Regions from separate parts of the Mus musculus genome. Here regions 1, 2, 3, 5 and 6 are each linked to region 4. The links are chromatin loops, found by intact Hi-C in ENCODE. Cell type or tissue: heart. All regions are shown on one strand. Links, peaks and the distances in the headings refer to the core of each region. The heading gives the core; the rest is flanking DNA.

What was found. Hi-C counts contacts between places; a loop is a spot of excess contacts. Peaks named below come from ENCODE experiments on the same cell type or tissue, not always from the same donor. Only the 100,000 strongest peaks of a DNase experiment are listed, where the experiment ranks them.
Region 1: it touches region 4 in a loop (2.0-fold over the local background); 3 of 42 quality-filtered maps call a loop at or near these places.
Region 2: it touches region 4 in a loop (2.2-fold over the local background); 2 of 42 quality-filtered maps call a loop at or near these places.
Region 3: a loop joins it to region 4, with 5 times the contacts of the local background. A loop is called at or near these places in 5 of 42 quality-filtered maps.
Region 5: it touches region 4 in a loop (1.9-fold over the local background); 3 of 42 quality-filtered maps call a loop at or near these places.
Region 6: it touches region 4 in a loop (3-fold over the local background); 9 of 42 quality-filtered maps call a loop at or near these places.

Annotation. Positions count from the first base shown.
Region 1 is chr2:72,750,260-72,755,596 of GRCm38, reverse strand. The region is part of intron 4 of 6430710C18Rik (RIKEN cDNA 6430710C18 gene); the gene reads left to right. Among named protein-coding and RNA genes, the nearest start is that of Gm46747, 10 kb to the left of the region's middle. In heart, for the core only: no CTCF peak of the experiment used is centred there; a DNase peak (open chromatin) is centred at 2,846; H3K27ac peaks cover 1,607 bases.
Region 2 is chr2:72,642,192-72,647,528 of GRCm38, reverse strand. No RefSeq gene overlaps it. Among named protein-coding and RNA genes, the nearest start is that of Gm30069, 30 kb to the right of the region's middle. In heart, for the core only: a CTCF peak has its summit at 2,858; no DNase peak of the experiment used is centred there.
Region 3 is chr2:72,726,108-72,731,444 of GRCm38, reverse strand. 8430437L04Rik (RIKEN cDNA 8430437L04 gene) reads right to left here. Exons shown (of 7, transcript NR_040503.1): 6 at 4,555-4,644; 7 at 1,977-2,593. Among named protein-coding and RNA genes, the nearest start is that of Gm30257, 5.0 kb to the left of the region's middle. In heart, for the core only: a CTCF peak has its summit at 2,568; a DNase peak (open chromatin) is centred at 2,504.
Region 4 is chr2:72,975,525-72,980,861 of GRCm38, reverse strand. It overlaps Sp3 (trans-acting transcription factor 3), which reads left to right and starts at 416. Exons shown (of 7, transcript NM_001018042.3): 1 at 416-612; 2 at 1,230-1,375; 3 at 1,833-1,964. The coding sequence starts at 606. It overlaps Sp3os (trans-acting transcription factor 3, opposite strand), which reads right to left and starts at 1,430. Exons shown (of 3, transcript NR_045269.2): 1 at 1,267-1,430. In heart, for the core only: a CTCF peak has its summit at 2,315; DNase peaks (open chromatin) are centred at 961 and 1,781; H3K4me3 peaks cover 3,036 bases; H3K27ac peaks cover 2,379 bases.
Region 5 is chr2:72,738,633-72,743,969 of GRCm38, reverse strand. It overlaps Gm30257 (a long non-coding RNA gene), which reads right to left. Exons shown (of 5, transcript XR_374639.3): 2 at 4,987-5,056; 3 at 1,241-1,309. Among named protein-coding and RNA genes, the nearest start is that of Gm30257, 7.5 kb to the right of the region's middle. In heart, for the core only: a CTCF peak has its summit at 2,771; a DNase peak (open chromatin) is centred at 3,089; H3K4me3 peaks cover 1,010 bases; H3K27ac peaks cover 1,194 bases.
Region 6 is chr2:72,513,950-72,519,286 of GRCm38, reverse strand. No RefSeq gene overlaps it. Among named protein-coding and RNA genes, the nearest start is that of Cdca7, 40 kb to the right of the region's middle. In heart, for the core only: a CTCF peak has its summit at 2,706 (motif pointing left); a DNase peak (open chromatin) is centred at 2,706; H3K27me3 peaks cover 2,010 bases.

The DNA.
Region 1 (5,337 bases), core at 700-4,699, 230 kb after region 4:
TCTGGTGTGAGGCCTCTGGCTTCTGCTACATTATTGATACTGCACCCTCACTGGGACTCCTTTCTGATATCCTGTTGTTGCCCCGTGTCTTGGAGATCCTGCAGCTTTGGATCTGAGGGACTAGCCCTTTTATATCCTCCAGCAATTTATAGATAAGGCAGATGCTGCAGTGGACCAACTCAAAGCCCTGGATCTGGGCTTCGGTGGTAGCTGAGTTGGTCAGCCAGACAGCTCTACTGTAACCTCACCACCAGAGCAAGCTCTCCAGCATTGCCCTGGCCAGCTCACCAAATGCTGCAGCCTCCAAGGTTCAGGGTTAGCATGCTCAATCTCATGCATTCAGGGAGGCTCACCCAAACCCATGCCACCAGGGCCAGCTCTACTGTGCTGCCCAGGTGGAGTGCAGAGCCCACTCTCACTTGGGAAAGTGCTGCAGACAGTGAGGGAAGGGGCCAACACTGCACAGCCCTTGGGCCTCAACATGGCCCAGGCAGCAGTCGGGCCCAGAGACTTCCACACAGTCTTTAGTGGTAATATGGGCCATGGATATTGACACAGACCCCTGCTACTGCAGGGCCATGAACCCAGACATGGCCCTCAATGGCAGCACAGGCTGGGACTTCACCATGACCTCAGGTGGCAGGGCAGGAGGACTGTTCCTCTCCAGCCTCGTGTCTCCAGTCCTGCCTCTCTTTACAATGCTCAAACTGTTCTGCTCTTTTCTCCTTCCTGTCTTTCCGCCACTCTTTTGGGCCTGTGATGGCTTCCATTGAAGGCTGGCTATGCAGCTGGCAGGCCTCTAGGTCTCTTCCCCTGCCTGATATGCTTAGTGTGGTGACAGGCAGGCTTCTCCCAAAAGAGTCTTATTCTTTCGATGCTCCAGGTTCTGGTTTTAGCTGGTGTTCAATATGGGATCTCTTATGTTTTAATTATGAAGGCTTTAACTTATGGAGGTGCGACATTTGACTTTTCTTCATGTTCTATCATACCAGGAAGTAGGAAATGTAGGCTTTATCCGAGTTTAGTGATGCCAAGGCTTATCAATGAGTCCAGCTGGAGATGATCCTTCCAGTAGGACACTGATTTCACTCTCAGGACTAGAGAGAGTACCGAGAACACCTCTTCTTTATCTGTTCCTGTCTCAGCTCCCGTGGATGCTCACTGCCTTAGCAGCTATCACACGAGGGTGACGACGCGGCATTTTTACGACTTGCTCTTCCCTTTATTTTTATTATCTGGAACCTTACAGACAAGTTTCCCCTCATCCGTTGTCAATGGGTTGCTTTGAAATACAGCTCATGTAACAGAGACAGAATAAACGTTTAAGTCTTCCCAGCTCATCTGATTTTTAAGCGCTTGTCTTTGAAGTTGCTTCAACACTAATAGCTATGATGTCATTGAAAGTAGGGCATAGGTAGGGCTAGTGAGATGGCTCAGCAGGTACAGACACTTGCTGCCAAGTCTGATGACCTGAGTTCTGTCGCTGGGGCTGACAAGGTGGAGGGAGAGAACCCGCTGCAGCAAGCAGTCCTCTGACCTCTGTACTTTCTCTGTGTCACCTAAGCACACCCTTCCCAAATAAGTGAAGTGATAAAAAACATAAGGCCTCATCCTTTGGACCAGAGTCCAGTATGATAAGAAGCCTTCTCAAGAAGGCTACGTCTGTGCAATACTAGGAGAAAGGGCCATGCATAGCTACCCGTGTGGTGTGGCTTGTTTATTCTGAAGAGTTTTGAAGGGGAAAAAAAATCTATTCTATCACCATTATGTTCAGAATTATTTATTTTTCAATTACAAAATAATGACAATAAAAATACCACATCAACTAGCTGTTCCTAGCATATGCACTTAAAGGAGAGACATGGCGGCAAAGGTGGGGTGCTAAGCATGAAAATGAGCACCCCTTGAACCTTGACTGAGCTCCACAGGTTCACAAAGTAACAAATTCTTTAGCAATAGGCACACTGCATCTGTCCCGGCCAGTTTTACATCAGTTTGAAACTGTATAGAGACATCTGAAAGGAGGGAACCTCGATTGAGAAAATGTCTCCATAAGGTCAGGCTGTGGGTCAGACTGTAGAGCATTTTCTAAATTAGTGATTGGTAGGGGAAGGCCCAGCCCATTGTGGGTGGTGCCACCTTTGGGCTTTTAGTCCTGGATTCTATAAGAAAGCAAGCTGAGCAAGCCAGGCAGAGCAAGTCAGTAAGCAGCACCCATCTATGGCTTTTGCTTCAGCTCTTGCCTCTTGCTTGAGTTCCTGTCCTGGCTTCCTTCATTGATAGACTACAATGTGGAAATGTGAGCCAAATAAGCCCTCTCCTCTCTAATTTGTTTTTTGATCATGGTGTTTCGTTGTACCATGTTTTATATTGAAAAGCGTTTAAATTAGAGCATCTCTCCATCCATTAATCGCAGTGTGTGTGTTATATACCCCAAACAGTCTTATCAAGATGTCCCTGCTTTCGTTGGCATATCTGCAGCAGCCAGGGCTTGCTATTCCTTCTCATAAAGGCTCACTACATTTTACCACACAGAAGTAATTTGATAGTGTTGGTGATTCCAGGAATTGAGATTTCATGAGAAATTGTTGGCAAGGGGCCTTTTGCTTTCTGGGATGTTTGCCAGGAAGTTTATCTGTGTCTGTCTTCACAGACTTTGTTGACAATCGCCTTCTTAGCAGGTGACAGGTGTGACCTTTGATCCCTACCTTTCATCGCATTTATTTTAAAACTCCTTATCTTATCCATGACCCTGCAGTAAACTTCAAACAGGTCTGACTGCAAGGAGTAAGCTTTGGCTGGAACCTGTCAGCTGGGCTTACTGGACCAGGTGCTGCCTACACTATGTATTGTCTTCTCAGAAACCCCAGGGAAATGGGCTGTGGCCTCTTCCTGAGTACAGGGATGTGAACAGGAAGTAGATCTCTCTCCTTGAGAACGGCAAAGGCCCATGAGTTTAGACTGGAAATCCACTGCTTTCCCCGCTGAGCAATCTTGGCAGGAGTTTTGTGGAGTCAGGGCAGAGTGACGGCAAGGATGGAAACAGGTCCTCTCTTTTGATTCTCCGTGAGTTTGAACCAGACTCTCTGCTCTGGTCTGAATCCTTTCTTTTTAAAAGGCAGAAAAGATAGCTATCTTAGTGGTTGTAGAGACTCAAAGGCCCTTAAAGACTATAATCTCTGTTAATGTGGAGTAAAATACTGAGCTGATATAGCATAGTGTCCCAGATGGAGTCAAAACCATAACTACAAACTGGAATCAGGGGTGTTCAGGCATTCTCAATGCACCCCATACGCTCTCTCTGGGTGCCCAGCCCTCCACAGGCAAAGGCTACTTCTCACAGAGATAGTGGGGTCTGGGATCCAGAGGCAGAAGGTTCGTTTGGAGGCTGACTTCACCACTCAAGAACTTTGTGAGCTTGTACAATACTTAACATTTTTCTACAGCAGATCCTTCACCTCTATCAAAAAGAGTATAATCTGACACGTGGTGACATATACCTACAGTCCTAGTTAGTACTCAGGAACCTGGGGGATGGGGGGGGCGGGGGGGGTGGATTTTGAGTTTGAGGCCAGCCTGAGCTTCACCATGAAACTGTCTCAAACAACAAAATCCCTATAAAACCAAATCCTGGGTATTGTATGAGTCCCAAAAGATGTTAGCTATTAAGTGCTTAGAACAGAGCCTAATACTCACCACGCAGCAAGCTGGCATTGCCTTTTCTTCTTCCATGATTGCTACTGACTGGTGGGGTGGGGTGGGGTGGGGTGGGGTGGGGTGGGGTGGGGTGGGATGGTCAGAGTTGGTGTGAACAAGGCTCATTTTACCTTACATTCTGGCTCTGTGAGTTCAGACTAGTCTTTTGTGTGTCTGTGCCTTCATTTCCTCCTCTGCCAAATGTAGTTAAAAATAGAACTGATCTCATAGGACTCTGTTGGCGATTTACTGAGGATCAATGGGAGACACCCTTAGCTGTTGCCTAATATTACCAGGATTTTGGTTGTGTTAAGTTAGGTCAGAGGGGAGGGGACTGGGAAGATGCCATCCTTTGAACCTCAGGGAATGGATAACACAGGCAGAGGACACAGGAATCATTTTGTTTTTTTAGACAAAGTGACAAAGACTGGAGAATAAACCTTCCCCACCATTGGAAGAACAAGGAGGGGCTTCTGTGTCTTAATACTGTACAGAATGCTCGGGTGGCGGGTGAAGCCAGAGGTCACAGCTGTGACCCGTGAATGGCTCTCTTAGGTGCCCTCACTCACTCATCAAAAATATTTTTTGAGCACCTGCTGTACGTTAGCTATCATTCTAGGATTCAGCTGGATACCAGACAATACTTTCCCGTCAGGCACTTGCAGTTGGTGAGAAATGGGGGTAACACATAACAAATAACAAATACGATATAATATGATCTTCCTGGAACCTAGGATATGGATATGTTCAGCTTTAGTAAATGCTGCTAAGCAATTTTCTAAAGTAGCTATAAGGAGTTACAATCCAGCTCCCCAACAGTGTGTGAAGATCCAGGCCCTTGCCAACATTTAGTGCTTTCTTTTTTATTTTAGCCATTGTTTTGTATCATGGTTTAAATGAAGTAATTCATGAAGTTGAACACATTTTCCTAGACTTATTTTGTTTTCTCTTTGGCTTCTTCCTTCTCCTCCTCCTTCATCTTCCTCTCCCCCCCCCCCTTTCCTTTCCTTCTCCACCATCTTTCTCCTTTTCATCTGTGATGTGCACAGATCATGCAGTGGCTGCTCGATTTATTGAAGCCAGTCTGGGAAGAGCAGGAAGCTGATACGGCTGGAGGAGAAGGAAAAGAAACAGTGATCAGAGGGATGTGGAGGGACACGTAGTCTGGTGAGTCACAGTGAGAATGTGCTTAGCCAAGGAGAGTGTGGGTCATAAGGGGTCATGAGAAGCTGTTTAACAGGACCGTCTGCTAGACAGACTCATGATTCCCAGAGACTAGTCCCCAGAGTGCTCTGGAAGAGGGAACGGATGCTGCTACTTGTGATCCTTAAGATTATCCTGGGCTGTCTTGATGGCCCCTGCGTATTCATAAACATCCTTATAAGGAAAGACAGACAGGTCAGATGATGAGTCAGAGAAGGGACAGTGAGATGGCTCAGTCCATATCGCCAGATCTGAGCATGAGCGAGGGAAGGAGTCACGAGCTGTGCTGGTCTGTGTCACTTGTCAAGTTGACAGAATCTAGAACCACATGGGATCCTGAGCAAGCCTGCCAGGGATTATCTTGATTATGTTGATGGATATGGGAAGGCCTATTTTAGCTGTAGATGAGACTGTATAAGGGGAGAGAAACAGAGAGAC
Region 2 (5,337 bases), core at 422-4,421, 330 kb after region 4:
GCCAAAATGGTTCTCTCTGTGGTCTTGCCCATTGAGAGCATACCACAGGGCATGAATAAACTCTCCACTTCTGTCCTTTCTATCTTAGACTCATTTACTTCCTGTCTGTCACCTGTTCCTAGCTGATCACTCACCTCCTGTCATGTGTGTGTGTGTGTGTGTGTGTGTGTGTAGGTGTGTGTGTGTGTATGTATATATATGGTTTACAGTTGTCTCTATAATCATTCATTAAACCAAGGACCACCAAATGCCCATCAGCAGATGAGCAGATATTTAGCATACAGATCATTCATATTAGTAAGCAGTAAAATTGAAATAACTACATCCAGAAATCACCAAGTTGAACCCTTAAGATATGTAACATGTTACTTGTTAAATTTGCTAGTAATGCCTAATCGCCTTTTAAATTATGTAGAAATCACCCTCCCAGTCCAAACAGTCGCAGAGTAGTTAGTGATTGGCAGGGATGGATGGAGAAAAGACTGGGGTTTGGGTGGGGTAGCTGCTAATGGCTATGAGCTTTCTATTTGGGGGAGTGACAAAAACATTCTAAAATTAGATTGTGTTGTTATTATACATGTCTGTGGGTATGTTAATATTGGTCAAGTTTATCCTTTGAGTTTTATTATTGATAAATGATATTTCGATAAATAAACCATCTCCCCCGAGTTCTAGGCAGTCATGATGTGGCCCTTCACTAGCTCAAATCGATAAGCCACGACACTCCACCTTCCCAGTATGCCAACATCTCCACATCTCCATGGCATTCAAGGTCATCCCAGAAACAGCAACTCCCTCCCATCCCTGTGGACTGTAGCCACTCCCCTCTGCTCCCTGGTCCTAGGTCAAGATCTGGAATGTGGAAGGCTTTCTGCCTCACATCATGCTTACTTGACTAGTGTCTAATCTTTCTCATTAGACTATAAGGTCACTGGGAAAAAGGGTTGTGCCCTAATCTTCTTCTCTAGGACAGCCCGCAGACATTGCTCAATAAGGGCGTGGTGACTCCACTGTCAACCCAAGGCCAGGAGGAAAACAGTCCTAGCCCTTCTCATTCCCCAGCTTCTGGGAACCACCTCTGTAATCTTACCTCTTGAGATCAACTTTCTTTAGATCCCACCTATGTGAGATTCCCTTCTCACATATACACAGCCTACTCCGTTCACTTAATCTAATTTCTGGTTCATTCAGATTGAGACTGGCATTTTGTTCTTTGTTATAGCAGTATATGAACCAGATATTACTGACCCATTAGTTTACAGACACCTGGGTCAGAAATTTATGTGGTGACAATTATGTCTATTGCTTCAGTGAACATGAGAATGAACCCATCTCCTCAGCAAACTAACTTCCTTTCCTTGGGCTACATACACTGATGGGGTTGCTAGGTCACCATTTTCTTTTTTAGAGAATTCCCAGGCCTATAATGACCGGCACATATAAGTCCTTTGAAACACCTTACAAAAGTGGCTCCTGGCGCAGTTCTTTCTTATGTCCTTGCTCGTCTGTGTCCTCATAAGCAAGGCCTCTTTTGTCCGTATATCTTCCAGCATTCTTATCTTCTAGCTCATTAAGCTCCGAGAGCTTGATGCAAAACTCCAAAATCTTCCACAGTCCTAGAACAAAATAGTCCAGAAGCATAAGGGTTTGTGTGCCTGGGCCCATCACAAAAACCCCACTCTCCTGCTTTTGTTTCTTGTGCTTATGGCCTCTCTTCTCTAACATTCCTTAACCACTGTTTTCTTCCCAAAGCTCCCTTGTTTCGGGTCCTCCATGAAGTCTTTAATCTAGTTCAAATTGAGTTTGTACAAAATGATGGGGGATGTGGGTCGAGTCTCAGTCTTCTGCATATATGTACGCAATTTCCAGAAAACCATTCACGAGAAGACTGTCCTTTCTAGATGCATGATGATTGCACCCAAAAGCTGTGTTAGATGACTGACCCATAAGGTGTGTAGCTCTGTGCCAGTGCGTTCCATACGATCAGACAATAAGAAATCACCAAATGATGTACCCTGGTCTCTCAGTGTGCCCTGATCACTAAGTGATTCACAACCTTAAGATGATTCTCTTGGATAAAGACAAAAAGGAAAAGGCTACCCTTAAAATAATCACATCCGTGAGAGGCAAGAAAGCAACTGGCCCACACAAGAGATGTAGCATACCTTCCCCACACTAGAGTACTCTGAAAAGATGCAAAGAAGCATTCTTGGTCTGAAACACACAAAGATGAGAGCTGGGAGTCCTGCCCTGTCCTTGCAGCCCTGTCTTCTCACAAGTGTGTGTGTGTGTGTGTGTGTGTGTGTGTGTGTGTGTGCATGACTGAAAATAGATTCTTCTCTCATCCAGACCACAATTTCTCCCCCCTCCACTCTTCCCAGCCCCCCCACTAGTGTCTAGAACCATTATTCCAGAACCACTGCTGTTCTAGAAGGGCACACAACCCCCTTGCACCAAAGGCTGCCTCCTCCAGGTACACCCTTGGCCTCCTGCCACAGCGTCTTCAGTGGGCTGAGAATCATCTCCCAGCCACAAACGTGCTACAGATCCCTGGGGAGTCGCTCCAGCTCCCTGGAGCTTCGAACTTCTTACTATTATTTTTTTCATTTGAGAAGTGGCACTTATGGCAGCTGGATGAAATAAGACTCATCCGAAGTTAGTGCCAGCACCGAGCCTGGCTCTGAGCACACAGTCAGTACTTATTTTAAGTTCTGTACCTTATACAATATTGGTGTCATTGATATGGTCCACTGTTGATTCTTGGTTAACCCTCTCTTGTCTTCTGTGCCCTTCGCCATTGGTGCCAGGGTGGGCAGAATAGCTTTGGAAAGAATTCTCAAGTGTAGGTGTGTGTGGCCCCCTAGTGCTGCGACACTGGAAGCTTTAGGCCGAGGAAGAAAGTATAAACTGTAAAAAAAAAAAAAAAAAAAAAGGAAAAGAAAAGTGTAAATGACTTTGAATGAAAGGAGGGAGCAGAAAAGAGTTTTCTCTGCTGCACAGATAATATGACAGACAGGCTGGGTCAAGATGGGGTTGTTTTCCTAAGAAGAAAACTTTCTAATTACACCTGATATCATTTTTCCTGTGGCCTTGTGGACTGAGCCCAGGGTCTTGCATATGCAGGCAAACACCCTGCAGCTGAGCGTACTCCCAGGCTGACAGCAATAGTATTTCTAACCCACGCTCTCCTCCCACACGCAGCCCTGACTTCTGTGGTACAAACTCTTCCAGGCCCCTGCAGACAGTACCGGGGATGTGGATCTGACTCTTGTTGTGTCCTGCTTGCATGCGACACAGTCACAAGGCTCATTTGAAGGAAAAAGGGCCGTGTGTCACACTGGGCAATCTCAGGTTAGACGCTCTAAACAGCAACTGTGCAAAGGAAGGAACTAGCTAGCAACACTGCTGTGGAGACCGGACTGTGCCTGCTCCACATTAGTCCATATTGTGTAATGCAGTAGTGTTTCAGATTGTGTTTGCCCTCAGGGACTCCATTTTCCAAACAATTTTTGATTCTGTTTTGAGGATGGAAGATGATTATGTACCTGTGTGGACATGTGGACACCACTGCCTATCCAGCACCACTCACACAGCACAGAGTGACAAAAGACTTATTTCTGGTATACTGACCTATAAATTTGTCCAGGAGAACTGATACTACAAGATAGATGATAGACAGACAGACAGATAATTTACTGTGGTAGATAATTTACTATATGACATGTGATCTCATATTAGTAATTAGGATTGGAATAAAGGTGGCGCAGGTGACAGAAGCCAACCAGGCCCACCTTCACACAGGCACTATCCACTGCAATGAACAAATATATGATGGGGAGATGGAAAAAAATAGAAAAATGGAGCATAATGATGGCAGAGCAGGATCCAGCACCCTAGAGCTTGTACAAATGCAACAGATTCAGCCCCAAACCTGCTGCCCAGCTGTGAGATTGCCCTGGCTCTGGGCAACGAAGGGGGCCTAGAAATGAGGAAAGATTCACTTTCTAGATTGGAACTCCTCGAAGGACCACCATAGTCCCTGGTGCCACCAGAGGCCATGGTGGTGTCTGTGGTCCATGATGCTGCTACCCCAGGCCTTGACGAAGCCCGAGATTCATGTGGACATATGCAATCTGTACCATTGACTTATTGATGTTGTAGGGCTTTGCTGCCTCGGTGGGCCATATGGGTGTGAGTGGCACATGTAGGCCATGATGAGCCCCATAGTCATTGTAGCCCCTGATGGCCATGTTGGGTTATGTTGTCTGTGGCCTGTGCTACCCTAGAAGGACTGATACAATGTGGATGTGTGTGGGTGCTGATGAGCTGGTGGCGTGGTTGAGGGAGAACTAGCCCTACACCTTGCCAACTGACACATGGCAGTGCAGGTAGTGGCATGGGTGTAGGAGAGTTGGTCCCAGCCCTTGTCAGCAGCCACACAGCTCTCCACAATTGATGGCTTCTGGTGGGTGTGCAGGTGAGAGAATCTCATCTCCCCTTGTGAAGCTGCCCACCAGGAGGAATTTGACCATGCTCCCGTGAGTATGTGGATAACAAAAAACAGACTTGGTGCTTGCTTTTGTTTTGTTTTGTTTTGTTTGTTTGTTTGTTTGTTTGTTTTTTGAGGGGAGAGTTCATTGGGAAGGGGTTGAAATGGGAGGCATGGGAGGTGAGTACAATGGGGTGAATAATATGAGATTCCCAAATAATCAAGGAAAAGATTGGCATAAAAGAACCCATGTTTGCCTCAGCCAGGATTACCACAGAAAGCAGGACTACCAGGTTAACTGCTGCCATTGACACATCCCTATCTTTTTAAAATGTATTTAAGTGTTCTATCTTCATGTATGCCTGTGTGCCAGAAGAGGGCACTGGATCCCATTACAGATGGCTGTGAGCCACCATGTGGGTGCTGGGAATTGAACTCAGGATCTCTTGGAAGAAGCAGCCAGTGCTTTTAACCACTGAGCCATCTCTCCAGCTCTGAAACATCCCTATCCTGTGAAATTATTTTCCAATAAATTCTGACACTGTGACAAATGTGTTTCTGACATAGGACAGTCAGAATATGCACTACTTGTTCTAATATTGGAATGTAAGTAAAGTAACTATATGAACAAAGAAAGGTCGCTGAGGACAAACCTCCTCCCCTCATCACAACAGTTATAAAAGCTAAGAGAGGAAAATGGAGATTAGGCCCTTACTGATCTCCAAGGTTCTCCTAAGACAGATCTCAAGCTCCTTAGCCCTACAGCAGAGAATCCTCCTCCTTTCTCATCTGACTTGGAGTCTGTGATTGAGACTACAAGGGCATGACACTTGGTAAGAAACATCATA
Region 3 (5,337 bases), core at 441-4,440, 250 kb after region 4:
GCACAGGGACTAGGAGAAGGCTTTGTTATTTCCCTGAGCTGACCTAGGCAAGGCTTCGTCTTTCCCATGGGTTTGAGGCATTGGGGTCTTTGATATAGTCAATAATACATATTTGCTCAGAACTTCATATGTTCCCCGCCAGCCTAATACCATTAACATCTATTTTTCCTTCCTTAAATGATTTGTGTCCCTTACTTTCCAAACAGATAAGCAAAACAGAAAACATGAACATGTCATTCTAAAATTATATGGTATGCTTGAAAATTCATGATTTGCTTTTATGTATCATACATGACAACTCCAGCACGCAGCCCTCAAAGTAGACATTAAAATTCTTTATCCTGTGTGATGCTAAACTGGGACCATTTGTTGGTTGGTTGATTGGATGGTTGGTTTAGATTGGGTCTTACTATGTAGTCCTGGCTGTTCTAGAATCAATATGTATATAGCCCAACTCATATTGGGCTCCAAGTCACAGAGCTCCACCTGCCTCTCTTTCTGAGTGCTGGGATTACAGGTGTGGGCTAGTATGCCCTGCTGTTTATTTTATTTTTTAAATTGCACCTTTAGCTTATAATTGTACTAATAAGATTATTTTGAGTACTTATGATTAGCAATTTCCAAGTCCTCCTAGATGAGATAACTTACCTGTTTTTCATCTTATGTAGCATGGCATTTGAACACATTGTGAACCCCAAGATTGTAAAGTGGAAAACCCCCACTGTGGTGTAGCTCAGCCTTAGCACTTCCTTTTATCCACTAGCTTTCTGTTTTTGTAAACAAGTAGTTGTGGTGTGGCTCAGCCCTAGCACACACCTTTAGCCTAAGAGCTTTCTGTAAACAAAACCAAATAAAGTCAACCCTAGGTCAAGAGGCAGAGCAAGTAACCAGCCTACAGGGAGTGAACGTAAGTCAACAGAGAAGAGGGTCTTTGAGTTGAAGGGGATTTTAGACAGCGTGGAGAGGAGAAGGAACACTTTCCTTCTGAGACATCTGTAGAGTAGGAAGGTCAGCTGGATGCTTTCTCTGCCTCTCTGAGCTAGCAGGCTTTCACCACACCATTTTGTTCCTGAGTCTTCATCGGTAAAACCTAATGGTGGGATTTTTGGTTTTAAAGCAACAGTCTTGAAGGTGTGTTTCCCCTTTCATTAAGTAGGCTGTTTGGAAGGCCATGCTACTGAAAGAAGAGAAACAAGAGAGTAACACTTTGGGTAATTCTTATGCTGATTTCTTATAGCTATTATAATGTTTTCATTGTTACAATAGAAAATTGGGGCTAGAAAAAAAAATCTTTCTAAATTTCAGACATACCATTGTTTAGAAAATGATCCTCAGATCATCATAGCAATGTGAATAACAGAGACAGTGAACTGGAAATAGTGCTAATAGCAGATATAATTTCATGGGATGAGAAGTTTGATTCTCAAAGAGTCATGTCAAGATTGTGGTCCAGTTATCTGTTGCCTTGCAATAAATCACTCGCCAGTTTAACACTTCGACACAATTGCTGTAGTTCATGGTTTTGTTTGAAGGCTACTTTTAATCTACAGGCAATGCTGGGACTATCCCTAAAATAAGAATTAATCCATGCTCTCATACCTCGTGGGTTTCTTAACCTAATCGTCTTCTGAGATATTATCTTAGGAAATTACAATGATTTTATGAATCTTTTTTAAAGTAGTGACAGCAAATACCTCCAGTCATAGGTTGGTGGTCCAGTACCTGAGTTTGCCTCAGGGTGCTTTGCTTGGTCTCACATTGTTTTTTAAAAGATTAGCCAGCTCCAGCAAGATGACTCAGAAGGTAAAGCCACCTACTGCCAAGCCTAACGACCTGAGTCCAATTCCTGGGTCCCACAAAGTGGAAGGAGTGAGCTGGCTGTCAGGTGATGGCCTGAGACCTCCACACACACTCTGTAACATTTGACTTCCTACCACATATAAAATAAACAAATGAAGAAAAGTTATTTTAAAAGATGAGCCAATAACTTAGGTTTAATTCAAAATGCCAAATTTTTAGCTTCTACTGGAAAATTTGTGTCATAAAATTTTCATATGGTTGCACCATAACTGAATAACTTCTGTCCCTACAGAAGACATCATCTCTGAACCACTTCCTAGCACTAAATGCCATTTTCACAGGTTTGCACCTGTCTTGCCACCACTTCTGGTAAAGAAATACACATCTGGACTCAAGCTTTGTTAAAAACAATAGAACAAGAGAGAAATGAACAATAGAAAAGAGAGAATGGATTAAAGACAGATGGACATTCTTTGTCATTCTGCCTGGAGAGGCAAAGTCATTTCATTGCCCCTTTGAGTCTTTTTGGGGCTTTCCTCCTCAGAATATGGGATTTAACCCCTTACATCTCAGATGTGTGACATCATCCCTTTCTGTCTCTTGGAATCCTGTTTTGTCTCTTTGAGGGAGCCCAAGAGATACCCGTGGAGAAGAATCCTCAGCTGATAGTTCAGCATCCATTTGTCGTTCCTGGGAAGCAGCCATCTTGGAAATGAACCCAGGAGTCCTTGTGATCAAGCCACTCAGCTGCCACCATGTGGAGCAATGGTGAACTGCTCCTGCTAAATCTTGCCTAAATCATAGTTGTGCACAAAGAGAAGATAGTTGTTTTAAGCCATGAGTTTAGAAGGACAAGTTACACTGTTCTCAATAGTTTAGAATCTATGGGTGTCTTGTGTTTGTATTCCCAGAATCTGGTGTGGGTACCTCTAGTTTCCATACGTGAGTCACTTCTACCTATGTGAGTATCCGGCTGACTTTGGCTCCAGAGGGGAGCTTTTCATTCAGCTTAGCTAAACCAGAAGTGCTGAGCATCAAATGTATCAGGAGGCAGGTGTATGGAAGCTGATGGAACGTACCACAGAAGGAAGACATCTGCTGCACTAGGAAGAGGGGTCTTTGTGTTTCCAACTAGATCTAAACCCAGAATACTAAGCCTAGAACTTCCAGGCACCTCCAGATAGGCACAGAGAATAAAGCCAACCCAGTGGGGGATGGGATAAGAGGAAAAGAACCAAGACACAATGGCACTGAGCTAGACTCAGCTATGTCTTAGGTCATCTCTACCCTCAGAGAACATGGACCAATAATATTTTTGTGTGTGTGTGTATTTTGCCTGGCCAATTTGAATTAGATTTTTGATCACTTGGCCAGAAGGAATCCCAGGTGCAGAGGCTCTGAATTTTTATGCTGATACCTTCTTCTTTTCAGATATATAAAAGATTATTTCACACAATTTTATATTACAGAAAAATTAAAAGAATTATACTAAGGATATATACATATCCACCTTGTCCAGACCTCCCAAATATTAAAAGTTGTACATTTGCTTTCGTATATTCTCTTTCTGTATAAATACATACATACACACATACATACATACTTATAATTTCTCTGTGTATGTACAACTTTTTTCTAAATGGACTGAAAATAAATTAAAAAGTCAATATTCCTTTGCTCCTAAATGCTTCAGTGTGTTTCCTGAATAGAACATTCTCCTACAAAGCCACAGCATAATTTCCCATCAAAGTTGGGAAATTTGAATTGATAAAATGCTATTATTTCATCTATTAGCTTGCTTAGGGTTTGCCATTTGATCTCAGCAATGCTTTTTTAGCAGGAAGAAGAAGAAGGAGAAGAAGGAGGAAGAAGGAGGGGGAGGAGGAGAAGGAGGAGGAGGAGGAGGAGGAGGAGGAGGAGGAGGAGGAGGAGGAGGAGGAGGAGGAGGAGAAGGATATTATTTTTGGAGCACTTACAACATTCACTGCCGTGTCTTGCTAGTCTGTCTTAATCTGAAACAGTCACTGTTCATTCATAACAATGTTACATGTTTTTTTAAGACTACAGGCAACTTAATATTATGTCCCTTCCTTTGGGGTTGTCTAGAGTTTCCTTGTGATTAGATTCAAGCTATAAAATTTTAGCAAGAAAACAGCAGAAAGTGCAGCAAGTTAAAACAGGAGGCACATAACCTCCTGTGTCCATTACTGCGGATGTTAACCTCGAGCTTTTGATTAAGGTGCTAATTGCCAGCTTCTCTGGTGTAAATGTACGACTTTCTTTTTGTAATGAGTAAGTATCTTGGCAGGATACCTTCATGTGTGGAAATACATTGCCATTCCTCAAACTTTTACCCAGTACTTTTATGAACTTTTACCTCTAACAATTACTGCTGTGGTAGTTAGCAAACAACAGCTTTCCTGCCCCTCTCATTCCTTTATATTTGATCTAATGTAACAAAGAACAGTCCCACACAACAAATCACTAACCAATCCTCCCTCCCTCCCTCCCTCCCTCCCTTCCTCCCTCCCTCCCTCCCTTCCTCCCTCCCTCCCTCTTTTTCCTTCCTCTCAAATGGGATGATAGAACTCAGCTCCATTCAGGGATTTATAATACTTTACTATCATTGGCTTTGATGCAGAAGCCTGGAATTTGCCATGTTTTATAACTCAGGCTGGTTTTGTACTCTTGACAATCCTCCTGCCTCAGCTTCTTGAGTGTTAGGATTACAGGTCTGAGCTGCACACACCATACCTGGCTGTGATGTAATTTCTTCGATGATAGATTTTTCTTTTTCCGTTTTTGTTAGTGAGAGTCCTTTCAAATTGACTTCCATGCCGGATGCTTTTTGGTGAAGGAAATTAAAATTACAACAACAACAACAAGACACACTCAGGCTCTGAAACCAGCTGAGGTTCCCAAGCTTCAAATCTTAGGCCACGTCTCTTAAGCTCTGTCTTCCTCAGTTCTCTCCCATGGAAAATGGGCACAGGAGAAAAGAACACTTTGACGGAGTGTTAAATCAACTTGTGAACAACAGAAAAGCAATCAGAACTGTGCACAGTCCTCAGGTCTGGGCATACCACCAGGTGCTCAGGCTTGCTAACCCTCTGGCTGTGTGGATCGGTTCTGCACTCCTGAGGGTTAATTTTGCCTCACAAATGACTAAGAGGAGACAGTGGGTTATGTCAGAGAAGTGCATGGAAGCCACTCTCGAATGGCATTCGTCTTCCCTGTCCACTCAGGAAAGGATGAGGAGATATGTGCGCCAGAATTCTCTCCTGAGCTCTTGGCAGACGTAACTCAACCAGTGAGGAACTGGCTATCAAATAAACAGGAAAGGCCTTGTTTTGTACCACAGCAAGTACCAGAAAAGGGGAGAATATCAATGTACCCTCTGTCATCTGTAGAAGAATGTGTGTGAGTGTTTACTCCAAACGCCAATAGAATCGGATATTTTTGTATACTTTACTTAGAGCAATGCAATATCTGCTGTGGTGTTTATGATATGAGTATCTACTGATGTGTGCGTGGTAT
Region 4 (5,337 bases), core at 630-4,629:
CCCGGGCCCTGGGGAGATCCAGTCCGGTCGGCTGCCAGGATGGAGGAGACGTCGAGTGGAGCCGGAGCCACCGGGGACGGACTTCCTCCCCAGCTCGGCTCCCCGACAGCCTGGCGAGGCCTGCACACAGGGCCAGCCAGTGGAAGAGGCCTGCGCCTCGGGTCTGGCAGCCGCAGCCGAGGAACGAGGCTGGCACAGCGGGGTAACGCGCGAGCCGGGGCCGTTCTGGAGAACCTACGGCGCCACGGCCGCTCATTGTCTCTCCCCTTCAACCCGGGGGCAAACAGGAAGCCCGCCGCCAGGCCGAGCGACGGACAGGCGTCCGGACCAATGAACAGAGCTGACGGAGAGCCTAGCGGCAAATGAGAGCCGGGAAGAGGGGCGGAACTTCCGGGCGGGCTGTCGCCCTCTTCCCCCCTTTTGGGCTGGAGGCTCCACCTTTTGTGTTTCCCGCACAGTCAATCAAAATAGGAAAAAAAAAATTCCCCGGACCGCTCCGGCCGTGTCCGCCGCCGCTTCCCGCATCCTCTCCCGCCGCCGCCGCCTTCGCTTCTCACCATGTGTAAGGCGGCGGGGAGCCCCGCCTGAGCTGTCCTAAACACACTATGACCGGTACGTAAAGCCGAGAGAGAGCAACCCTCGCTGCCTCCGCCGCTGCCACTGCCGCCCACAGCCAGCCCGGGGCCGCCACCGCCGGCTCCCGGCCTCCGGGAGCGTGCGACCGAGTGTCGGCGGAGGCAGAAAGCCGCACTCCCATCTCCGCCAGCCAGCTGTCCAGCCCTTCCAGCCCCAGCGCCGAGTGCCCGCCGGGCTCCGGGCGGGCGGCCCGGTCCGCCGGGAGCGCATCCCCCCTGTGTGCGGGCGCGGGCGGCGGCGGCGGGCGGGCGTGTGCGAGTGACTGACGGTGCGAGAGGAGCGAGCGCCGCGGAGGGAAAGGGGAGGAGAGGAGAGGAGAGGAGAGGGGGCAGGGGCAGCGCGGGGAGGAGGAGGAGGGAACGAGGAGGAGGAGGGTTACAGCCGCGGCGGGCGGGGGCAGCAGGAGGGGAGGAGGGAGCGCGCCGCCGCCGCCGTGGCCGCCGCGGCCGGGGGGAGGGCAGGGGAGGGGCAGGGCCCGGGCCGCCCGGCGCTCACTAATGTGGCCGCGGCTCGCGGGCCCCCTCCCTCCCCGCACCCGCCTTCCTCCCCACCCCACCCTCCTCCTCCCCCCTCCCCCCGCGCTGTGCCTGCAGCTCCCGAAAAGCCCGTGAAACAAGAGGAAATGGCTGCCTTGGACGTGGACGGCGGCGGAGGCGGCGGCGGCCACGGCGAGTATCTACAGCAGCAGCAGCAGCAACAGCAGCAGCACGGAAACGGCGCGGCGGCGGCGGCGGCCCAGGTGAGGAGCGGCTGAGCGCGGCCGGGCTCCCCGCGCGCCGCTTTCTCCTCCCCTCGCCCTCCCTCCTTCCCTCCCTCCCTCCCGCGCGCGCTCGCCCGCCCCTCCCCCGCCCCGGGAGCTGCCCGCCCGAGGCGCCAACGCTCCGACCCCGCCCGCGCGCCCCCGCCCGCCGCCTTTTTGTGTGTGTGTTTGTGTGTGTGTGAGTGTGCAAGTGTGCGCGCCCTCCCGGGTGGGATCCGGACGGAGGGAAGAGGCCCGGCGCGCAGCCGTCCGCCGCGGGCCACCGAGCGCGGGGAGAGGCGCCGCAGACCCCGGAGGAGGAGGAGGAGGAGAGCGCGGGGCCGGGTTGGCGGCGCGGCCAGGCGCGGAGCGAGCCGTACTTCCTGTGCGAGCGGGCCCGGCCCTAACCGCCACCCCCCTCCCTGTCTCCCTCTCTGAACCCGCCCATCGCGGGTAGGACACTCAGCCGTCACCGCTCGCTCTGCTGGCCGCTACCTGCAGCAAGATAGGGCCGCCATCGCCGGGCGACGACGACGAGGAGGCGGCCGTTGCCGCCGCCGCCGGGGTCCCCGCCGCCGCCGCCGGAGCGGTAAGTCCCGCCCGCCCGCCATCCCGGGCCTGCGGCGCGCCCGCCCGCCAGCCCGCCAGCCCAAGGCCTCCCGCCGCCGCGCGGCCGTCACGCGCGGGCCGTCCGGCTCTGCCGCGCTTCCCTGCTCGCTCGCGTCCCCGGTGGGAGCCCGGGCCGGCCCGCGCTTTCCGGAGATTGTCACTGCGGCATCGCGCGCAAAATTCCTCACAAAATGAAGTCTGAGACGGAGGAGGTGGGGGGTGGGCACGGGACTCCAAAATGGATGTTTAAGTAATTCGTATCAGGACTTGAAAACTCACTCGCTCTTTGCACTACATTTGCAAGCACAGCCTATCGGTCACAGATAGTATCACCTACCGAGGCAAGGATGGCTCTAGTTTCTAGAGTTTTTGAATCTGGAGCAAGTTTCCAGATCTTGGGTATTTGATCATTTAAGGAGGGTGTTCTTTTATACGCAGGGACGAACATTTTTATTATTATTATTTTTTAACCTGATCATTCAGAATTGTTGGCGTTTTGCAGACTACTCCAACTTTGCACTAGTTTTGTTCTGAGTAGGGTTAAGTGAAATAGTTGGGAGGCTATTGAAATTTGAATTTGAAGTTAGTAATAACTTTGGCCTTTGAGGTTTTCTAGAATATCAATCTTAAAAAGTAGATGAAAGTCATTTTGTTTACATGCTTGTTAGCACACTTCATACTTTTAAGAGTTGAAATTGGTTGGCTAAATGTTATTTTTATTATAACGAGTCTGATGGGATTCTTTTGTAAATTTTAGAACCTCTAGGTTGTGGAGAGGAGCGGCAAGTCTTAGTGAAGACTCAGTGTAAAATTAGGTGCTGTAGACAATGTGAATTTTACATCTGTGTGGACCATTGCTGCTCTTAGCTTACTGTGAAAAGGTGTGTTCACCTGTTAAGATAGTTAAAACACGCCTCAAGACTAAGTTTTTAAGAGGTTTATAGCAATCGATTTATGTAGTGTCAGTTTAGTTGTCACTGTTAGAAAAGTTAGCTGTTGTATACTAGTCATTCAACGTTGTTACTCTGTATTAGTAAATAGATATTTTTAGTCTGAAATTAGACTATGGACAGTGGGAGCATTTTTAATGTCATGTATTTTTTAAGCATATTAAAATATCAAAAGCTGTTTGGGAAAACTTTTAAATTTAAAGAAACGTTAAGCAGATTAGTAAACTTTTAAAGTAAGTTATATTTCCCTAGTCCCAAAGTGTCAAATTAAGTTTATTGTTTTCCTTAATAAACTACCTCAGAAGTAAAATTGAAAAATAAACTTTAAATAAAGTGCAATTTTTCATGTAACTATCAAAGTTTCAGAATGTGCTTACAGATGGGGAGGGGAGTGGTGAGGAGAAGCACAGGGTTGAAAGCATCATGCTTAGACTCCAACTCTAGTGGATCACTAGACTGACCCCAGCCATGTGTTTGTGTCATGTTCTTGGGCTTCTTTAAGATCTCTGACCTATCACAACATTACTAAGAACACCATTTCCTGCCAGATGAACATGAACACTCTGAATTTAGTAAAAGTAATAATATGAAAATACAGTTTGCTAGAGAAGCCTCTAAACTTGGAATTTTTTGGTGCATGTTTGATGCTCGATAAATCTGAGTTCTTCCAAATTTTTCACTTTGAGCAAAGTTGAAGTAAACTGAGCTGAAAGTTGAATAAGGTGAAAAATATGAGAGCTGTCATTTTTGTCTGAACATTAATGGGGAAAAAAGTTGGTTTCTAGTTTAAAAGTAGTTTAAAGTTTTTTTCAGAATGCTTAAAAGATATTTTCAATATTTAAAACTATACTTAAATATATTTAAGTACTCTAAAATTACTGGAGATCACTAGAGGACCGTAGTGTCTTGAGGGTTGTGGGATGTTTTTAGATTTAGGGCAAAGCAGGAAATCCAGTGTCAGAGTCACGACCTTCACCTTTACCCAGCTACCCCCCGTGCTGCCTTATTGTGGCACAGTTTTCAAATCTGTGTATCACTAACATGGGTAGCTACAGATTTTGAGTTTTGCCAATTTTTCCATTAATGTTCATTTTCTAATCTAGGTTCTAGACAAAGATATCTATTAATGTGTTCTGTCCAAAGCCAAATGCAGATGCTCAACCTAATGACAATTTAGCTTGGTATTTCTAGATGATGAGTACCTTGAGAAGCCAGTGTTCACTAGAGACTGACTTTACCATTTGAGTTTGGAACTTATAGAGGATCCTGGCCAAGGGTGTGCAGAGCTACAGATTAGACAGACACAGTGGTTTCATCTATAATGACCTGTAATGGGCATCCAGAGATGATGCAGCAAAGTTCCTTTGTATTTTATTATTAATAATTAGGAAATGAGATCTCTGCGAATATTGTCCAAATTACAGGCATGACCTTAATGATAATTTATTTGTGCTTTTGTGAAATAAACTATACAAACATATGTAATAAGAATCACAGGTTTAAGTTACAAATTCAATGTTTATTAGTTTTGCAGGTAAATGTTGCCACATTTAAAAAGTGAATACTGATTTCATTTCAAGAGTAGGGAGTTTTACCATTAAGACCTTACAGGGCAGGATGTAGCTTAGTGACAGTGCTTGCCTAGCATTTATTTGCAAAGGCTTGGCTGCCATTCCACCCCCACATACTGAGTTGGGGTGGGGAAGACCTTACAGTGCCCTTGCAGTTTGAGTTGACATTTTACTTGAGTATCTGCTCAAGAATTATTATATTTGACTCCACCTTAGTTTCACACTTGTTCTGATTTTCAGGTACACCCTTCTGGCTTTTATAAAGCCATTAATGGGGCTAAGAAGTTAATCATTATTTCAAAATGCAGTGAGAATTTCTTATCCCTTTCCACTGGTACAATCTAAGAAGACAGACCTTGTTCTTTGCTTTTCCTTCACTCTCCACCCATCATTTTTATGCCTCATTGCATTGGAGAATGCCCTTGTCATGAATTGCTATAGCAACATCATTGGGTGTGCCACCACCACCCAAGGCCTCTGTAGGTTATGGTCCTTTTCACCTTGTTAGGTGTATAGACCCAGGAGGAATGAGCAATGCCTTTTACATCAACTTTGATGTTGACGATTTTTTCCTTGTTCATTTTCTAATAAGAATATTAGCGTGACTGACTGAGACTTAGTTTTATTTGGGAACTTGCATAGAGGGTTATCAGGCACCTAAGGCCATCCAAGGCCTGGGTTGTATTAGTGTTTCCCTTTGTTTCTGTAGTATTTCCAGTCACTGCCTTTTGGTATTGGATGACTTTCTAATTTATCACTTCTCCATCTGGTATTTAATCTTTTCTATTGGTGTGTTAATGGAACTTCTTTTATGAAGGAAAGGGCTTCAAAC
Region 5 (5,337 bases), core at 706-4,705, 240 kb after region 4:
AGACTAACAACAGCCAGTTTTCCTGAAAAAGGGCTGCCGAGTGCTTATGCCAAGAACTCCATGTCAACCTGGCCCCAATCCTGAGTCGCTTGTTCTTGCCTACTCTTGCCAACTGCTGCTTTCTGCTCTAGCTGTTTGGAATCTGGGCCTGGCAATATGGGTCTGCCTTGGCATGCCTCTTGTATATCTCTTTCTGTGTGTGCCTGTGTACATGTGTGTGAGTCTTCAGACTCAGCATGTCATAATGGAAAGGAATAAAATCAGGGCCCGGGTCTGGGTCTTCACCTTTCCCTGCACACTGCCAATGCAGACACCAAATTTGACTCTCCCTCTTCCATTCCTTTTGCAGTTGAGCCAGCAAAAGAAGCAGCAGAGAGAAAGCATAGTCTAAGCTAGCTGGTGGTAAGAACATTGATCTCTGCACATCTGGAGAACTGCATGGGCGTTGCAGGATATTTGATCACACTTCGAATCCTGAGATTGTGTTATTTACTGGAAAACCTGTTTTTAGTTGTGGCATGGCCCAGCCCTTAGCACACACCTTTAATCCCAAACAATAATGGTAAAGTCAGTTTGTAGAAGGAAGCACCCATTTGAAGGTGATGCCTGATTAAGTGGCAGATAAAGCAATGAAGACATATTTGACAGAATAGGATATGCCCAACTCACAGGAGAACGGAGAAAAAAAGAGGGGCTATTTAAGAAAGAGCGTCATGGAGAAAGGAGGCAGTTTTTACCAAGAATTTTACAGAGACAGGTTGAAAAGGGAACAAGCTAGACACGGGTGAAGATAGAATGAGCCAGAGAACGAGAAGAAGCCAGAAGATCAGAAGAGATTGCCAAAGTTACTATGAGGACAAGCAGAGCAATTCAGTGAGAAACTGACAGAAGCCAGATCAGTCAGCTTGGAGAGGAGTTTGAGTCTGACCAGCTAGCGGACTTGAACCAGACAGCCAGAGATCAGAAAGAACAAGGAAGAGGTGAGTTTATTCAGCAACATGTCTCAGAAACTGAATACATTCCAGGCCTAGATATGATGGTACAGAGGCTAGAAGCTCTAGGACTAGGTCTAGGTTAGCAGACAAAGACAGCCTCTGAGACGACAATTACGTCAGGCAACAAAACAAAACAAAACAAAACAAAACTCGTGCACATGGGCATCTCCTGCCTTCTGCTCTTTGGAATTTTGCCCGTAGGGTCTGCGACATGGATTGAAGGGATAAGGGCATTCAGGTCTCACCTGCTATACCTGTGGCTCCATTGCGAGTTGGAAGCATCTGAGTGTGTTTATCGGAGTGCCTGTTTGGATCTGGGAGACAATAAAAATAATGCTGGCTAAGTTGCACCCTCCTACAGGATAGCCCAGGTCCTGTAACCAATAATGATCTCTTTGTGCCTAGGCTCTTCAACGGTCAGTAAAAACGAGCATTTCCTATGATTTCCAAGTTAGCCTCAGGTGACTGGGAGAAAAAAATTAGTATAGATAACATAGTTTGTAAATTTGTGGGACTTGTAGACTTGACAATTTTTTATCTTTTTTTTTGTGGGGGGGGGATAGTGCTTAGATTTGAACCCAGGTGCATGAGCATGCTAGACAAATGCTCTAATATTAACTTATATCCTTAGCCTGGTTATTTCCTTTCTTACGGCATCTATTTGCTCTTGAGTTAATTTTCATTGTCCTTTTGCAAAACCGGGCTCTGTTGCAGGGTTTTGTGCACAGTATTGAAGCACTGTACCACTGAGCTGCGTGCCAAATTTTCAAGACAATGTCTTATATTTCTAGCCCTAGTTGGCCTTGAACTTACTATGTAGTCCAGGCCGACCTTGGACTCAAAACTGTCCTGCTCCAGCCTCCTGAGGACTGGGTGGCAGATCTGTGTCATCGGGCCACTTTGATGATTACTGCGGGCGAAGTTTCAGTCATTGATTGTTAAATTAGTGCATGTAGGTGTGCCTACCAGGAAGTCAGAGATTGGCAAGAAGGTACCTGCCCTCTCAGAACTTAGCTTTAACAGAGAACAAGCCTCATCACGTCAAACCCAAAGCAGGAGGTGCCAAAGAAGACCTAAAGAACACCAAGTTCAGTGTTCACCATGTATTACTGCTCAGCACAGTGTGCCAGGCACAGGGAGGCCTGCTGAGCACAGTGGAGATCAGGTCCGGCCTTGGACACCCCATTCTGGGAGAGGAGACCATCTAACATTTGAGGAAGGGAAGCAGAGGGAAGGATGACGTCACAGCCCAGCTGGATTTCAGTTGTGGCTATTTAACGTCAACAGTGGCCAGCTTGCAACATCTAGGATTTGTGCTACTCATTGGCTTCCTAGTTATAAAATGTGGTGATCTGGTAACTGTACAGGCAATGTAGCTTCTCTTAGGAAGCCCCTCAGCTCAGAGAGGGCAGCACCCAGGAATTGCATCGCTTCATCTACGCAGCCATTCGCTGCATCTATAGTAGCAGTGGAGCAAACCTTGGTGAAGTAAGTGCATGACATCATAACTCCTTATTTTCATTCTGTGAAAACCCCTAGGCACAGAGAGATACAGTTACCTGGGGGCTGCAAGTTCTACACTCGCCCTCTGCCGTCCCGGTGGCTGCCCCGCCCCCACTCTAAAGCAAACAGCCGATGCAGCGCCACATCTGGAGTGGGATGAGTGAGCGTAATTCTGCCCGTAACATTCCCAGCAGAGGGGCAACCCCGTACGCTTTTGAGGGGATAGAGAGTGACAGTAGACAGATGGGCCCGTTGACAAGTGTGTCCCCTGGCGGTGCTCCTGTCACAACTGAATTACTCTGTCACTTGTGATGTCTCTAAGTCAGGCTGAGCCAGGAAAGGCGAGTGTTTCTACTGATTCACAGTCACTGGGAAATGACTCTGGCGTGGAGGCAGGGAGGGTGTGTGTGTGTGTGTGTGTGTGTGTGTGCGCGCGCGCTCTGGCTCTGGAAAGTTTCATCACTTTCTAGGAGTCCAGAGCCAGCGAGGGCAGGTCAGAGAAGGTGGGACTCGGGCAAAGGAGTGCTGCTGGCTGTGATCCTCTGCACTGGATCCTGCTTAGGTGTTACTTGCTGAGTCAGGCTCTCTCCTGTACCCTGCCTGTCTTATGTGGAAGGAACCTGGCTTGGCAGCTTAGTTGCATTGGATGGCAGCCCTCACTAGTCAGACGTGCTGCCTGCATAGTACGGGTACCTAGCAGCCCTCACCTGCCAACTTCCAGTGCCTGCCTGATTATGACAGTATCCACTCAGGAACTTTCCGTCCCATGTTGCTGGGTCATGCTACAGAGGCAGGTCTCCAAACGCTCCAGGAGACTCTTGGATGAAGGGAGTAGCCAACACATCTGGGTCTCTAGCATAGTCTCTGGAATGGATTGTGATTCCAGTCCCAGCCAATGTGGCATCCGTGGGGAATGTGGCCTGGAATGTACTCGAGTAGCTTCAAAGTCAGGTCTAGAAGATGCTAATGTGCTAAACATGTTTAGAGTCATGTTTGTGTCTGTCTGTCTGTGAAACTACCATCTTTATATCTATTTGGGGAGATAATTTTAAAATGTTATTTTACACACTCTCTGTCTGTGTCTATCTTTCCCTCTCTCTGTCTCTCTCTCCCTCTCTGTCTCAGTCTCTCTCTCTCTCTCTCTCTCTCTCTCTCTCTCTCTCTCTGTGTGTGTGTGTGTGTGTGTGTGTGTGTGTGTGTGTGTGTGTGTGTGTACTTGCTTGAATGTGCCAGGACACACATGTGACATTCCAAAAACTCGGAAAAGTCAGCTTTCTCTTTCTACTACAGGGTGCTAGGGATCAAACTCAGGCCGTCAGACTTGGTAGCCTGTGCCTTTACCCCCTGAGCCATCTTGCCAATCTCATAATTATTTTTGTATTGCCCATTACATTCTTTTTCATTAAAGGTTTTTGTGGTTTTTTTTTCAATTATCCCAACAGTTCCCCTTTGCTCATTTTCTATGCAGACTTTCTATGATCCATCGGGATGAAGTTTCTAAGGTGTAAAGGCTGTTTGGTTAATCAGCCTAACAGATACTTTAACCGTTGCTACTGTAGTCTAGGAATATGGCAGTGACTACATGTTCATCTCGACACCCAGGAATCCAGTGAACTGTCTGGCCAGGCTCACCATGAAAGGCTGGCTGGCTCTTAAGGAGTCGCTCACTTTCCAAAGCATCTCAACACTGGGGTGATGCTGAGTGTGCAGATGTGTGCATTGGTGTATGTGGGTATGTATGAGAAGCTAAATGTGTTGTACCAAGCAGTGCTTGATCTATAAAAATGGAAGCTATCATGCCTCATGATCCTATTGGCTTTGGGACTTCCTTATTAATCACAGTCATGAGCTTACTATTTGTCTTCCTCTTGTGATCGGATACAAAATATGGCAGCCATTTTGATGTGTGTGCATGTCTATGTTTTCAGTTACAGAGGCTTAAAATGGCAGCCCTATGCATCTGCTTGTGTATGCATTTAAAGCATTTTCTTTTACTTTTTTTAATGGAAAAATTGAAAAGTTTAAAGGAATAAGGGATATAGTAACAGAAAATCTACCTGTTCACCATCACCGTTAGGGTCACTCACGCTACATCTGCAAGTCTTTCTCCTCTCTCCTTCATGTTTTTTCTTTGAGACACATCCAGATGTGTCTGTGAACACGTCTGCACTCACAGGCATTTGCAGCGTCTGGCACCCCCTGTGGCTCACTGCCTGGCCCTGAGGCTTTGGGGTCTGTGGCTCTGCACATCCTCTCTCCTGTCCTTCCTCGCTGGTCCCTTCACCCTTCCTTCTCCAGTGCGACCTTTGTGTTGCAGCCTGTGAATATCCCGGCCACACTGCACGGCCACACGTAGCTTTATCTCTCTCTACCGAGTGAGCTAAGTTTTCCCTTCTGTGGGCGTTCCTCCATCTCCGCGTACGCTGGAACATGCTGGTTCACTTTGCTCTCCTCGTGCAGCTTGATGAAAATGGCTTTCAGGATTTACCTTAGGATGAAGGATGATCTGTCAGTCATAAGTACACCGACTCCAGGCTTTGCAATCTTAGGCCTGGACGCTGAAAGGCAAGAAAACCAAAATAATTACAATAATTCGAAGCAGATGCCTCAATCTAAAACACCACTGGTACCTTCCCTCTGTTATTACTGAGGTCCTCAATGGTAAGTGTGGCCCACACGTCATCCATAGTGAAATCCTTTAGCATTAGTGTCTTTCCCAGCAATTGCAGCAACATGAGGCCTTTTGGTCATTGGCAAGCCACCTTTCTCAGAGAGAGCCAAGACATCTTAGTGGAACTCAAGAAGGAGAAACAATGTTGCCAGCTGTGTTCATGTTGGT
Region 6 (5,337 bases), core at 926-4,925, 460 kb after region 4:
AGTGTACATCCTTTGACATCTTATGAATGACTTGGAGATGAAAGTTGTGCACAGAGGGTACGGTCTGAGGGAGTCGGGAGGGAGCAGCGGGATTCAGTGCTGTGAAGCAGGCACAGATATTACTTTGCTTCTCTTTTCCTGGATATACGCCGCTTGTGGCTGAGATCCCCAAGGTGAGATTCCATGAGAAGAGGAGGTGAAGCATGCAGAGGTGAGGGGACGCCCGCAGGAGAGCCGGGAGAGTGGCAGAGATGAAGTCCACAACCGCCACTCATTTTTCCCATGGGCTCCTCTTAAGGTCCCAGACACCACAACCCACAGATCTTCCCTGGGCCACCTGGACTGCTGGTGCCTTCTGTGGCTGCAGCAATGGGCCAAAGCCCTCATAATTATCCAAAGTGGTGAGACAGAAAGCCAGGGGGGAAAGACCACATCAGTGGAAGCTGAGATGAATTCAGACCACCCCAAAAGGGGCACTTAATTCTGCCAAGTTCAACTAATCTTCAGATGCAACATTATCAATAACAAAATAGATGTAAACCCAAAATCAGAGCCTCTAATTCTGAAGCAGTTAGGAAACATCTGAGAACAAGACTGTGGGCTTCTGAGAGAGCTGAAAGATGCATTCAGCATAGCACAGACTACACACTCAAAAACAGCATTATTTCAAAGTGCAGAGATCTGAGCCTGAAGGAGTCCCCAGACGCTTCAGTCATTTGCTCTTATTGGGTGACTTTATTTCTAGAGGCAAGATTACAAGGGTGCAGCCTTTGCTCTCCTAAAGCCTGCATCCTAGCTATGCACTCATAGGAACCACAGCAACAGGGCAATGTATAAGGAGTGCTAACGTGTGTAGCCCCAGCTATAACAATGTGGAATTTGACAGGTCATCGGCCACAGTTAGAAACAGAAGGGAAAACCCTTTAGTAGCGCAGAACTCGAGCAAGAGTTTGGGACAATGGCTTTCCACTGGGTTGGAGTAAGCGTCTGGCACACAGGTGTGTAGTCCAGTACTTGCTGGATAAATATCATTGAACAGGGACATCCAGTGGACGTGAGCACTGTGGATGGCCTGCATCATACAACGGATCCCCATCCCCTGTCTTCCTTCTGCCACAGCTTAATCAATATCCCCCGGGGAAAGGGATCCACAGGTTTCATCTCCCATCACTGTTTCCATCCAGTTTGTCTGGCTGCTACAGAACACCTGACCACGCCTGCTTCTGTCCGTCACAACCTAGAGTGTTAGGTGCCGCTAGATGATTTGTGCCATGTCCTTGCTGGCAGTCCTTACTCATGCAGTATGGCCTTGCTGTTCTTTAGAGGACACAGTAGGTGCCTGCAATCTGCCGAGGTCCTGAATAAGTCTCCTAGCAATAATGCTCACTCTTTGCTTAAGTGAAAACAAAAACTCGTGTGGCCTTGTATGTGAAAGGCCAAGAACCGTGCACCACAGCACCATTCCACACAGAAAGTAAAGCAAGGTTCAAAAACTTGCCTCCGGACTTGTGTGGTTTATATGCTGAACACAGAGAAAGCATCTTGTCCCCTGACTGTGTCTCTGTGTGTACCCAAGCCCACCATCTACTTTGAGCGTGAGCGTGATATTCACTGTATATCACAAGACCAGTCTCTGTATATTCATAAGATAATGTTCTAGGAGTTCTGAGTGTGTTTTGAGCACTACCAGTTCCTTCATCAGGAATTACCAGGGTACTCGGAATGAACGATGACACGGTACAGAGGAGAAACCAGAAGCCCAGGGAGGTTGCTCTCTTAGAATTTCTCAAAGTGGGCTGCACAGAACACCCATATCTTGAATATAGGCACTTTATGGAAAAGGGGGTCTGGTCAGGATCACATACATTTCAGAAATTTCAGATTAGACAAAATGGAGTTGGGGTTTTCATTAGTCTACTTAAACGACAGAGCTTCTAGCTGCAGCTAGTGTTCTTTCCACAAAACTGGGGACAAGGGCATCTGTGGGGTGTGTTAAGCCTCCCCTTACCCTTACCCATGATTATAGAAGGTGCTGAGGACTCCCGCAGACAGCAATACTACACACAGCACAGCTTTGAACTCTGCCCCTAGCGTGCTACTTCTTAGGTACTCGGTGGGCTGGGCTGGTTTTTTCAACAGGCCGTTCCCACGTTTTGCTAGGCTTCCTACATCTCCCTGCTTATCCCCAAGAGTGGAACTCAGAAGACATGACAAGTGAAATCCCTTAACTCCTTATAGTTACAATATGAGGGTTTCGTTGTTGTTGTTTCTCGTTCTACAACCCAGAGAGCAGCAGGAACCCAGCACTAACTGGAAGCCTGGTCCATCCACCTAGCTCCCACACCCCCAGCTCAGCACACCCGAACAGAGGAAGCATCAGAGCGCATTCCCTGTGGAGAGCAGAGGTGTGTAGGGGAGAGGGTAACAACTGAGGGAAGTGTATCCTTCATTTCCTCATGTTTTTTCCTTCTTTGCTGCTGATCACCTGTTTCTGAATTGCCTGTTCCGCTGTGTTTCTATAAAGGTATTAACCACTTTGCTCATCCAAGGATGCGCGGACCGAGACCTCAGATTCTGGTTCAGCGACATCATCTGTAGACCTTGTTGCCAAGCTCGGTGACCACGGATGCTGAACTCAGAAAGGGCTAAGCAGGGATAGCGAGCGGTCAGAGAGCAATGTCGGGTTCCCAGAGTTAGGGCTCCCCCTGCTGGAATCCAGAGCCAAGACCGAGTGTATTTTTATTCCCCAGAAATCCTGATTGAGCCTGCCTTCAGCCAGCTGCTTCACATTCAGTCAAGGCTTCTCCCACAGACTAGACTGGCATCTCTATCCAGCCATCTGTGAGTCTCCCCTCTCTTCGCCTGTGCTCTACTTCCTAAAGGATGATCGAGTTCTCTGTGCCCAAGTCAAATGCTGGGAATTTAAGACTGGGGGATTTCCCGACTTTCCCCCAAAAGCCGATCTTTTTGTTAGGACACGTTCTCCACAACAAGAATTACATTTTTCAAATGTTTGAATATCGGATCCTTTGTATTGCACATCTGGGGGTGTATTGTACACCCAGAGGGTGGGAGAAGAGAAACCCCTCCCGGATGCTCCCTCTTCGGGAGTAAGGTCAGAGGCATAAACCTGGAAAGTAGCCTAGTTTTACTCTGCTCTGGTCACTAAGCCCCTTCTTGCCATAAAACCCTGCCTCTGTGGAGTAGGAAAATAAGCATCGTGCCATAAAAATCTTGCCGGCATCTAGCTTCCTCTAGCTTCTGAGACTTGAGTCTCAGAATTCCTGATGGCTGAGAAATTGCAAGGCCCAACATCTAGAGAATTCTGCCCCACACACACCCACCCACACACACCCACCCCCAAGGACGCCACTATTTGTAATTGAGAAGTCTCTATCTTTTCATTTGTCAAAGAGGAAGGCTGAGCCACATTGAAATGGAAATCCGGCTTTCTCGTGCAGAGGGCAGCAAGGTTTCCGCTGGCTCTCTGTTAGGTGTTGACCCATTAGGACACGCTGTAAGGGCTGGGGCTCCTTAAGACCTGGGAAGTCAGGGCCCATTAGCTGTGCTCTCCAGTAGTGGAGCACATACCCACTTGGGGCTCACTGCAAATAAGACACTGAGGACTAGGAGGGCTAGGAGGGTTGGGAGCGATAGCTCAGTTGGTAAACACACCCCTAGGTTTGATCTTTGGCGCCTCATAAACCAGGTGTCCTGGTGGCACAGGCCTGTGATTGCAACACTTGGGAGGTGGAAGGAGGAGGAGGAGGAGGAGGAGGAGGAAGAGGAGGAGGAGGAGGAGGAGGAGGAGGAGGAAGAAAAGTTCAAGGTCATTCTTATCCAGCTGCTCATAGAAGCTACCTAGGATACAGGAGACCTTTTCAGAAGAAGAAATGTAAAGACAGCAAATTCAAAACCCTAAATGAAGGCGAACCTCTTTCAACCCCATGAATAATTATTCACATTTACAGAAATGAATACTAAAAGGAGCCGATCTTCATTTTTCAGCAGGCTGCACTATGGGATACCTTTACATACCAAGTTCACCTGATGCATAAAACATATGATTAGATTTACAAAAACTTGATTTACACAGTTTTTTTTTAAACATCTTTGCAGAAAGATTAGGTGTGATTAGATGCAATAGGAGCCCCTCTGAGGCTCACTGATGGGCTGTAGGAGAGTTACTAGCCAAACCCTCTTCAGCTGGTGTCAGTTCCCTCCCTAGAGATGTCTTGAGTGAGGCCTAATGACTGCTTACAGGGGTGGTATTGGAACAAGGGACGCTTCAGGAAATAGGTGCTGTTCAACCTTCATGAACTTGCCAATGAAGCAGAGCATCACAGTTGGAAAAGTGGTCAGGTCTGCTTTCTGTAGGAAAAAGGCACCCAGAAAGACACAGCTTCGATAGCCACTAGTGTGAGGCCATGAGGAGAAAGAAACAGGGGCAGCCCTAGGTGGCAAGAGAGCATTTGTCTGAGACTAAAGGAAGGAAGAGCTCCACAGAATTAATGTGTTCACTCCAAGGGATTCAAGGAGGTTCTCAGAGCCTGCACTATGGAGCAAGCCATTGAGCTGGCTTCTGGTTGCAGTTTCTACTCTTTCCAGAATTTAAAGCTCTGCCGTGTACACAGCAAGCAATCATATAGGCAATGTATATGGCAACTTATGTTGCTCTCCTCCAATGGCCACAATCAACTGAATTATAAAATATAGTCTCATATAAATCAAATTTATTATAAAATATAGCCATCATAACTTGAAAGAAGAAAATTGTGTGTGTGTGTGTGTGTGTGTGTGTGTGTGTGTGTGTGTGTGTGTAAGATATATACACGGTCGTCTGATAAAGAAGTCGTAACCTGCGCCATTTCGAAGTGTCTGGGGACATCTGTCATAGAGTTGTGCTCCAACTTCCGGGTTGCTTTGAGTCTCCTGAAGTGCAAAAGAGCAGAAGCTTTGAGAATCTGCATCCAGGTTCCTTTCTTATCCTTTATCCTTGACCCCTTTCCCAACACACACTCAAAGCAGCATTTTGAGACGCCGGAGAAGGAAGTATCACAGATTCAAAGGCGCAACAAGCTTTGAAAAGCTGCTGCCCACTGTCCACCGCTCCCCGGAGCTCCCATACTTAGCTTTTTGGTTTGTGATCTCACACCCGTTCTGGTGACACAGCACACTCACAGCTCATGAATATTTGATACCAAATTAAATGATTCTTCATTCTATCACGTAAAGAAGACAATTCAGTTTAAAGAAACCATTTGAAAGAGAACTCATTACATACCATTATTTTATTTTATTTTATTTTATTTTAACACTTTGATTATTCCATAGACA